2 separate regions of the Homo sapiens genome follow, and region 2 is linked to region 1. A link is an interaction called in ENCODE POLR2A ChIA-PET data of the cell type or tissue named here. Cell type or tissue: A673. All regions are shown on one strand. Each heading gives the region's core, and the rest is flanking DNA. Links, peaks and the distances in the headings are about the cores only. Region 1 has its middle 58 kb from the start of CEP44. Region 2 overlaps LOC112267917 (a long non-coding RNA gene).

What was found. ChIA-PET counts read pairs that join two places held together with the same protein. Peaks named below come from ENCODE experiments on the same cell type or tissue, not always from the same donor. Only the 100,000 strongest peaks of a DNase experiment are listed, where the experiment ranks them.
Region 2: POLR2A ChIA-PET joins it to region 1 with 6 read pairs; 1 of 35 experiments calls an interaction of 5 or more read pairs at or near these places.

The regions. Positions count from the first base shown.
Region 1 is chr4:174,339,192-174,344,581 of GRCh38, forward strand. No RefSeq gene overlaps it. Among named protein-coding and RNA genes, the nearest start is that of CEP44, 58 kb to the left of the region's middle. In A673, for the core only: no CTCF peak of the experiment used is centred there; a DNase peak (open chromatin) is centred at 3,010; H3K27ac peaks cover 2,902 bases.
Region 2 is chr4:173,475,220-173,480,609 of GRCh38, forward strand. It overlaps LOC112267917 (a long non-coding RNA gene), which reads left to right. Exons shown (of 3, transcript XR_002959833.2): 1 at 1-2,192; 2 at 2,575-2,712; 3 at 3,539-5,390. It also overlaps a transcript of SCRG1 not described here. Among named protein-coding and RNA genes, the nearest start is that of HAND2, 52 kb to the right of the region's middle. In A673, for the core only: no CTCF peak of the experiment used is centred there; a DNase peak (open chromatin) is centred at 2,442.

The DNA.
Region 1 (5,390 bases), core at 150-5,149:
CTTTAAGTTCTTTTTAAATTTATTTCTCTCTCTAGCTCCATCCTGAGGCAAATGCTGATCTAATTTCTGTCACTATAGATTTCTTTTCATTTTCTTGAGTTTTGTATGAATGAAATCATACAGTGTGTACTCAGCACAATGATGTGGAGATTTATCCACATTGTTGCATGCATTCATATCTTTTTCTTTTTATTGCCAAATAGTACGTCACACATGGATGTACCATAATTTGTTTATCCATTCACTTGTTGATGACATTTGGATTGTTTCCAATTTTTGATTTTTAGAAATAAAGCTGCTATTAACATTGGTATTGTAAACCAAAAAGTACCTGAGACAAGTCTTAATCAATTTAAAAGTTTATTTTGCCAAGGTTAAGGACGCGGCCATGACACAGCCTCAGAAAGTCCTGATGACATGTGCCCAAAGTAATAGGCTACAACTGGGTTTTACACATTTCTGAGAGACAAAAAACATCAGTCAGTACATGTAAGATGTACATTGGTTTGGTCCCGAAATGTAGGACAACAGGATGTGGAGGCTTCCAGGTCATAGGCAGATTAAAAGATTTTTCTGATTGGCAGTTGGTTGAGTTATATAAAGACCTGGAATCTAATCTGTCGTGGGAGTTTTAAGAAAAGTAAAATTAAAATAAAGACCTGGAATCAGTAGAAAGAAATGTCTGGGTTACAATAAAGGGTTGTGGAGACCAAGGTTTTATCATCCAGATGAAGCCTCCAGGTAGTAGGCTTCAGAGAGAATAGATTGTAAATGTTTCTTATCAGACTTAAAGAGCCTTTTCTATCAGTTTTAAGGTCTGTGTTGATGTTAATGGTATTGAGGCACGTCTGACTTCTCCTTCCCATCATGGCCTGAACTAGTTTTACAGGTTAACTTTGGAATGCCCTTGGCTGAGAGGAGAGGTCCATTCAGAATGTTTGCGGGCTTAGAATTTTATTTTTGATTTGAAGTATACAAGTCTCTCGAGTAAATTTCTAGGAGGTAAGTGTATACTTAAATTTCAAAGAAACTGCCAAGCTGTTTCCGAAAGTAGTCGTACAATTCCTATCAGCAGCATGTGAGAGTATAGTTGCTCCATATCCTCACTGTCTTTATCCATTTATGATACTATAACAAAATGTTCCAGTTCTAGTACACATATATACATGCAGAATATATAACAAGCAGAATATAATCTTTTATCTTTTAACTTTAATCTTTTCTGACTCTATTAGTCCGTTCTCACGCAGCTAATAAAGACATAATAAAGACTGAATAATTTATAAAGGAAAGAGGTTAATTTGCTCACAGTTCAGCATGGCTAGGGAGGCCTCAGGAAACTTACAATCATGGCGGAAGGGAAAGCAGGCATGTCCTTCTTCATATGGCAGCAGCAAGGAGAAGTGCAAAGTGAAGGAGGGGAAAAGCCCCTTATAAAACCAACAGATCTCGTAAGAACTCACTCACTATCACAAGAACAGTATGGAGGTAATTGTCCCCATGATTCAATTACCTCCCACCACATTCCTCCCACAACATGTGGGAATTATGGGAACTACAATTTAAGATGAAATTTGGGTGGGGACATAGCCGAACCATATCACTGATCATTGAGTATATTATTAACTTTCTACGTAGATTCAATGATTCAGCTTCATATTATTAACTTTCTATGTAGACTCAATGATTCAACTACTTAAATATGTCTAGGCTACTAATAAACCTTCTTGAATGAATAACAGATGAACAACTGAATATAAATGAAAACAGATGGCCATAAAGAAGAGGATTCAGAATTGTCATCAGCCCTTCACAATCACTGCATTTTCTCTAATAAGCTCACATGCCCATAGCACATTGCCAAAGTTTATTGACTTCTTCCAGAATTTTTATATAAAATTATGATTATGATCTCATAGAGTTCAGGATTGCTTACCAAAGAGCATACCCTCACCAGGATGATGCCCTTTCAAAGGACCTGGTGCCCCAAGGAGCACTGGGGGAGGGAGGCATACAGATGCATTGCATGACATTCTTAACCTAAACCCTGCTTTATGATCTCAGAATCTTCCAAACTTCTAGTCCTTCCAGATCTGAAAATCTGTAGTCACTCCATGATCCAGAGACAGAAGGCAAGCAGAATTTGGTATCTGGATACCAAACACTGATGTTGTGTTGTGAATCTTTGTTATCAAGATTCTTGTGCCTTTAAATTACGTATTTGTGGATTTGACCTATTGAGATATATCAATATTCCTATGCATATATACATATTTGCCCAATAAATCTTTTGATAAACAAAGAAGGGTAGTATAATTCTTAGAAAACAGTGGTTTCTGCTATTGAGCTATTTGCTTTAGATTTGATGTGTCTATAAATGGCTATACAAAATATGTTTTAAGTAGTGATAATAGATTAGATATTAAGCAACTGAATGTGGCAGCTAGGACTAAGGTATATTACCAAGTTTTTATCTTCATTGAACAAATCATAGAAGAAAGTGGGGAATTCATTTCATACCTTTCTCTGTATATACTCCATATTGATTTAACTACTTAAATCATCTCATGGGTATATAACTCTTATTTCATCTATATCTTTTTTTCCCTGACTCCTCTGATAGCTTAGGAGAGAAGAAAGGTATGTTCAGAGGCATATGCAAAGACCTGCCAGAACACTCACAAATGGGGTGATGAGAGTAACGGGGTAGTGAGAAGCATTAATTTTGTATAGAAGTCAGATATACAAGCATTAAAATATATGCCTATTATAACCACTTAAATTATGGTTCATTTTGATAGAAAAAAATTCTGCTGAAAATCTAATTTCAGGCAGTTGTTCACCAAGCAGAATCATAGTAACTATCTTATCTGTGCTTTCTATGTATTTATCTTGCTGACTGATTGTGCTTGTTATGGTAATCATTTACTAGTCACTCTATGTAATGTCTCACAAACTGTAACTTGAATAAAGGCAAGTTATTAGACCTTAGTACCAAAAAGTATTTGAAAATTCAGAGTGCTTATCTCTTCCTTTATAATATCTGACTTCATCAGGAGGATTGCTTGAAGCCAGGAGTTCCAGGCCAGTTTGGTCAACAAAGCCAGACTCTGTATAGAAAAAATAAGGAAGGACGGAAGGAAGGAAGGAAGGAAGGAAGGAAGGAAGGAAGGAAGGAAGGGAGGGAGGGAGGGAGGGAGGGAGGGAGGGAGGGAGGGAGGGAGGGAGGGAGGGAGGGAGGGAGGGAGGGGAGGGGAGGGGAGGGAAAGAAGGGAAGGAAGGAAAAGAAGGGAAGGAAGGAAGGAAGGAAACTGGTACCTACAGGCAGAAATGCTTCTTCAAAGAAGCCTAACTCTGCATTTAATTTTAACTGATTGAATAAGACTTACACATATTACCTATGATATTCAATAATTTCCCTTACTAGAGCCAATTGATTACAAACCTTAATCACATCTAAAAAATAATATCTTCATAGCATCACCTACCTAAGTGTTTGTAAGTGGGAACTGTAATCTAGCCAGGTTGACACGTCAAAAGACAATCACAGTTAAATTCTCAGAAATAGAATAGCTGAATCGAAGAGAGTAAATTTTTATTTTTTTCAATGTTTTTTAAATTATAGACAATTTTTAGAGCAGTTTAAGCTTCACAGCAAAATTGAGAGGAAGGTACAGAGTTATCTCATCTACCTCCTGCCCACACACATGATAGCTCCCTCATTATCAAAGTCCTCCACCAAAGTGGTACATTTATTACAACTGATGGAACTACATTGATACATTATCGTCACTCAGAGTCTATATTTTAGGGTTTTTTTTAATTTTGTTTTTGGTGTTGGACATTCTATGAGTTTGGACAAATGTGGATATGAATGACATGTATCCATTATTATAGTATCATACAGAGTATTTTCACTGTCCTAGAAATCCTCTGTTCTCCACCTATTCATCCCTCCTTCCCCAAACCCCTTGGCAACAACTATTCTTTTTACTGTCTCTATAATTTTGCCTTTACCAAATGTTATATTGGTAACATACAGTATGGAATCATACAGTATATAGCCTTTCCAGATTTTTTACTGTCTCTATAATTTTGCCTTTTACTTTTTACTGTCTGTATAATTTGTCTTTACCAAAATGTTATATTGGTAATATATAGTATGGAATCATACAATATGTCGCCTTTTCAGATTGGCTTTTTTTTTACTTAGTAATGTGCATCTGAATTTCTTCTATGTCTTTTCATGGCGTGGTAGTTTCTTTCTTTTTAACACCAAATAATATTCCATTATCTGGAGGTACAGCAGTTTATTTATCCATCATCTACTGAAGGACATCTTAATTGCCTCCAAGTTTTGGTAATTATGAATAAACCAGCTATAAACATCCATGCATAGGTTCTTGTGTGGATAAAAGTTTTTTATTTTTTGTGCTAAATACCAAGGAGCATGATTGCGGATTGTACAGTAACCACGTTTAGTTTTGTAAGAAACTATCAAACTGTCTTTGAAAGCATCTGTCCCATTTTGCATTCCCACCATCAATGAATGAGAGTTCCTATTACTTTATAAACTTTTCAGCATTTGGTGTTGTCAGTGTTCTGAATTTTGGCTATTCTAATAGGTGTGTATCTCATTGTTGTTTTCATTTGCATTTTTCTGATGACTTATGCTGTAAGGCATCTTTTCTTATGCTTATTTACCATCTATATGTCTTCTTTGGTAAGATGTCTGTTAAGGTCTTTGGCCCATTTTTACTGTTTGTTTTCATATCTTTGAATGTTAAGACTTCTTTGTATATTTTGGGTAACAGCCTTTTGTTAGGTATGTCTTCTGCAAATATTTTTTTCCAGTCTGTGGCTTATCTTTCATTTTCTTGGCAGTGGGCTTTAATAGAGCAGGCATTTTTAATTTTAATCAAATCCAGCTTATCAGTTCTTTCTTTCATGAATTGTGCCTTTGGGGTTGTAGATAAAAACTCATCACCAAACCCAAGATCAACTAGATTTTCTCCTATGTTGTCTTCTAGGAACTTTATAATTTTGTGTTTTACATTTAGGTCTCTGATCTATTTTGAGTTTTTTGCAAAGAGTGAAAGGTTTATGTCTAGGTTCATTTTTTTGCACTTGCACGCCAGTTGGTCCAGAGCCATTGGTTAAAAAGAATGATACATATTTTAAAATTCCTTTTCTTTTCTTTTTTTTTTTTTTTTTGAGATGGAGTCTCACTCTGTTGCCCAGGCTGGAGGGAAATGGCACAATCTCAGCTCACTGCAACCTCTGCCTCCAGAGTTCAAGCAATTCTCCTGCCTCAGCCTCCTGAGTAGCTGGGATTACAGGAACTCGCCACTACGCTCAGCTAATTTTTTGTATTTTTAGTAGAGACAGGG
Region 2 (5,390 bases), core at 246-5,245, 860 kb before region 1:
ATAGACCAGGGGTTCTAACCAGGCAGCTTGTTTCCACCCCTTAGGGGACATTTGGAATTGTGTTGTGTGGGATTGGGGAGATGTTTGTCACAATAACTGGGAAATATCCCATTATCTACAAGTAGTAGATGGGGCCAAGGATGCTAAACATTCTGCAAGGAGTGGACAGTCCTACATACCAAAGAAGGGCTGACCCCAAGTGTCAAGAGCACCCCTGTTAAAACTTACTGGAAGGCAAAGATATAGAAAAATTGGAACCCTTGTACATTGCTGGTGGGAATGTAAATGGTGCAGCACTGTGAAAAAGAGTTTAGCAATTAAACAGAGAATTACCATATGATCCAGCAATTCCCCTTTTGGGTATAATCCTTTTGCATCCAAAAGGATTAAAAGCAGAGATTTAAGCAGATATCTATACACCAATGTTCATGGCAGCATCATTCACAATAGTCAAAAAAGGTGGAAACAAGCCAAGTATCAATCATTGGATGAAAGGATAAAGAAAACATGGTGTATACATACAACAGAATATTATTCAGACTTAAATAGGAAGGAAATCTGACATGTGCTTCAACAAGATAAATTTTGAAGATAGTATGTTAGTGAAATAAGCCAGTAATAAAAAGACAAATATGTAACTCCACTTATAGGAATAGAAAGTATCTAGAATAGTCAAATTCATAGAGACAGAAAGTAGAAGAGTGGTTGCCAGGGCCTGAGGCAGTTAGTGATGAATGGATATAGAGTTTCAGTTTGGAAAGATGAAAAAATTCTGGAAGCAGAAGGTGGTGATGGTTGCATAACAATGTGAATGTACTTAATGCCATGAACTATATACATTTTAAAATGGTTAAAATGGTAAATTTTATATTATATATATTTTATCACAGTTTAAAAATAAAAAATGCCACTCACTCAAGGAGAGGAGCTGACGTTGAAAGCAATTCTGTTTTGCCCTTGGTACCAAAATTGAAGAAGGCTGGGGGAAGAAGCATGGTGGGCAAGCATGAGAGGCAGATAGTGTGGGCTCCTGGGCAAGGGCCTGCACCCTGCTCTTGGGGAATGGGCAGAAACCTTGACAGATTTAAGACAAAGGAAACTTGGACCTCATTTCCTAGGTAAATCTCTGAGGGGGAAAAAAAAAATATATATATATATATAATGAATTGAAGGGTAGGCAGATGGAAATAAAGGCCTCATAAGGATTGAATTTGTGACCACAGACAACCCAGGTTGATTCGCAAGTCAGTGTGCACTGAGTAGAGACAACCTACAGAACCACACGAGCCCACCCAATGCCTTGGTTCTGTGTGAGCCACCCCAGAATTCACAGGTAACAGCATATGGACAGGGAAAGTTCCTGAACTGGCTGCATAAGGGCTTGAAATAGAATTTTAATTGCATCATAAAGTTAAATTTCTTGCATACTGAATCTCCAGCCTGATATAAGAAGCCATCACAGCTGGGCATGGTGGCCTGTAGTCCTAGTTACTCAGGAGGCTGAGATAGGAGGATCACTTGAGCCAATGAGGTTGAGGCTGCAGTGAGCTATGATTGCACCACAGCACTCCAGCCTGGGTGACAGGGCAAGATCCCATCTCTAAAAAAGAAAAAAATAATAAAAAATTAAAAAGAAGCCAGTATTACATTCCTTTCAGCTCTAAGCTACCCTAATGCTTGGAGCCTTCATAGTAACATTCCATGGTAATTTTTTCACATGTATGAGATTTTCCATCATAAGTGACTACAATTAGCATATCTGGGTGATGTGTATGTGTTGGTTCCTTGTTTTACCTGGAACAGAAGGAAGGAATTGGCTGCCAGATATTTGAAAATTTGTTGTTGGAAATGGCAGCACTGCATGTAAGAGGAGCTTTTTCAAATGAATCAGTAGATAAAAGGTGGAAGCTTGGCTCTTCCAGCCAAGCTCCCTTCAACAAGAGGAATGAAAATTGTAGTTCAATGCCTGCTGCTCACTTATCTCGTGTCTCATATCTTACTGCAACTTCCAGAATGAAAAGACCCTGCCACAATGAGGGGCTGAGTAATTAATTGCCTGAAACACATGGGTAGTCTGAAATTTGAGATTCTTATAAAGGTGTGACTCACAGCTTTCTTAGAAAAAGAGAACAAATATCCATTGCACCAGGAACAGGGAAATTTCCCTCCCATCTTCTTCTCTTTCCTATTAGGTAAGTGCTTTTTATTCGGTCATTCCCAAAATGTTTTGGGGTTGGGGGTGCATCGATTTAGCACACACCCTATGGAGAGCTGGGATACTCTCCTCTTCCAAGGCAGCACAGCCCATACCCAAGCAGCTTTCAATTGTAGGTGACTATTTTCTATCTGGGAGTGGAGGAAGGAAAGTGGAAAGTTAGTTGAATAAATATAATTAAGCTACTGGTGTGAGATATTTCAGCACAGGGTCTTGTTTTTGTTTTTCTTTAAAGGAATAATGCTAAACCCAGTTGGTTTTCTTTTTTTTCCCTTCCTTCCTTCCTTCCTTCCTTCCTTCCTTCCTTCCTTCCTTCCTTCCTTCCTTCCTTCCTTCTTTCCTTCCTTCCTTCGAGACAGGATCTCATTCTGTAGCCCAGGATGAAGAGCAGTGGCATAATCATAGCCCACTTCAGCTTTGACCTCTCAGTCTCAAGTGATAGTCCCCCCACAGCCTCCTGAGTAGCTGGGACCACAGGCATGCACCACCATACCCAGGTAATTTTTTAATTTTTTGGTAGAAACAGGATCTCATTATGCTGCCCAGGCTAGCCTTGAACTCCTCGCCTCAAGCAATCCTCCCACCTTGGCCTCTCAAAGAGCTGGGATCCAACTGGATTTTGGAGATAAATCCCTGAGGAAAAAAACTGGGCTTGGCTCCCCAGAACACCTGGATTTTAGTATCTGAAAATTAAAGTTAATTGGAAAAACATAATTCCGACTTAATATAGCTTTAACCTGCTGATCTCAATGTACTATGATTACTCCCAGTGTTAATTTTAAGTTTGAAATATAGTCTCATGTAAGAGGTGACTCACATAGAATCTCATCTCTTCATCTTAATAATTCTACTGCAGATAAATGTTCTCTGGGCTATTAAGGCAAATCCTTGTAATCCTGGGAATGTGGTCCTTAGGCAACTAACCTCTTGATGGAAGAAAAAAACAAAAAACAAAAAACAAAAAAAACCAGTCCTGGTCTTCATCACTTTTCTGTACTTTACTAAGCTTGGGTTTGGGTAGTTTCCAGTTTTCTAGTGTCCAGAGAGAATTCATCTGCCTATAAGACTTCTGAATATTCTTATTTTCCTCGCATTTCTGTGTGGACTGTCTCAGTGTTAGCTTTTCCTCTTGCTTGCTCCTGCTCTCTCTCTTCCCTCACACCCCACACCCCTTCACCCTGGGAATTAAAGGCATGTACTCTGCAGTCTCAGTAACACCAGCTTTTAAGTGAGACCACAGTACAAAATAATAAATGAGATTTTAAACAGTGTTTGAAGTGGGTGCGAGCCATGTTGTACATTTCAAGACCAATATTCTTGCAGAAGCCACTGTGGAAGATGACGAAAGGAAAATGAATCACAGATGAGGAAGAAACAAAAACAAATGAAATAAAGAAAACGAACGGACACAGACTTTAGGAATGATGTTTGATTCCTAATTAGGCTTGATATTACCATGTTTGGTTACTGGTGTGTTTTCATTCATGTCTTTTGACCTGCTTAAAAAAGGAAAGAGGTCACTTCAAGGGATCCACATTTCAATTTCAGTGTGTGGCACAATTACTCTATACTAAGAGTCTACTAGCCGTCATTCCCACAGTAAGGCCTGGCTTGTTCGTACACTGGGTGCATCTCTGATCTAATTTTATTATGGATGACAGCATGACATTCATTTCCACCACATTCTACACCGCTCCAATTCTGAACTTGGCATGTAATAGCCATAAAATAACATGAGTAAAGAAGGGGACTCCTGCACAGAACTCTGGAAACCAATGCCCAATTTACGAGTCCAAGCATGCATGACTACTGTAAACCAGAATGGTACTAAAACCAATAGATATATGAGAAGAAAATGAATAGTTACGTAAAGGTTTATTGTAGACACTGGTTCATTTTCATAATTTTAGGTTGAATATACCCAGCTGATGAAAGCTTTGAAAAACTGAGTATAATTCCTTATTAAAATTAAAAGCACAACCTGTTTTTTTTGTTTGTTTGTTTTTTTGTTTTTTTTTTTTTTTGAGACAGAGTCTTGCTCTGTTGCCTAGGCTGGAGTGCAGTGGCATGATCTAGGATCACTGCAGCCTCTGCCTCCTGGGTTCAAGCGATTCTCCTGCCTCATCCTTCGAAATAGCTGGGATAACAGGCTTGTGTCACCATGCCTGGCTAATTTTTGTATTTTTAGTAGAGACGGGGTTTCACCATGTTACTCAGGCTGGTCTCAAACTCCTGACCTCAGTGATCCACTCGCCTCCGTCTTCGAAATTGCTGGGATTACAGGCGTGAGCCACCATGCCCAGCCGACCTGTTATTTTTGAAAGAAAGCTAACTTTAGGGAACTCAGTATTTGCATGGCACCAAATTATCACCCCAGGATGACTAGCGAATTGACAAAGGGAAAATATATCTTAATAGTAAAGAGAATTGTGGTTGCCATTACCTTAATTTGGGAATCAAACTTGGCATCACTAATAGTGAGAAAACCAGGCTCAATGTGATCCTGATGCCATGCACTATGTTTTTAAAATTTTTATTAAAAATTTTTTTTGTGAGAGAGCCTCTCGGTCTGTCACCCAGGTTGGAGGGCAGTGGCATGATCACAGCTCACTACAGCCTCCAACTCCTGGGCTCAAGCATGATCCTCTCATCTCAGTTTCTTGAGTAGCTGAGACTACAGGTGTGAGCCACCATGCCTGGCTGCTGCCATGCAGTATGAAGGAGATAGCCTCATCTATGAGTATTCTTCAAAATGTGTAACCTGAATCAAGTCAAGACTTTAGGTGTGTAGGCTATACAGAGGATGGAGGAACAAGTTAAGCCACTTTAAAGAAAGAATCAAAAAGTCTAGAACTGGGGCCTTCTATAAGACAGGCTTAGTACAGTACAAAAAAGTGATGAAGACCAGGACTGGTTTTTTTTGTTTGTTTGTTTTGTTTTTTTTTAAGGCCTGGCCTTTTAAAAAAGTCAATAGCATGAGAAAAGGGGAAACAGGGCTGGGCTCTGGATTAAAAAAGATGGACGACATGACAATTGTCACATGTGTTCCTTGATTAGATTCAAAATTGGAAAAAAACTCTACATATACTGAGTTGATCATTATACAATTCTACATGCATTGAAACATCACACTGTACTCCATAAGAATGTGCAATTATTATGTAGCAATTATAAA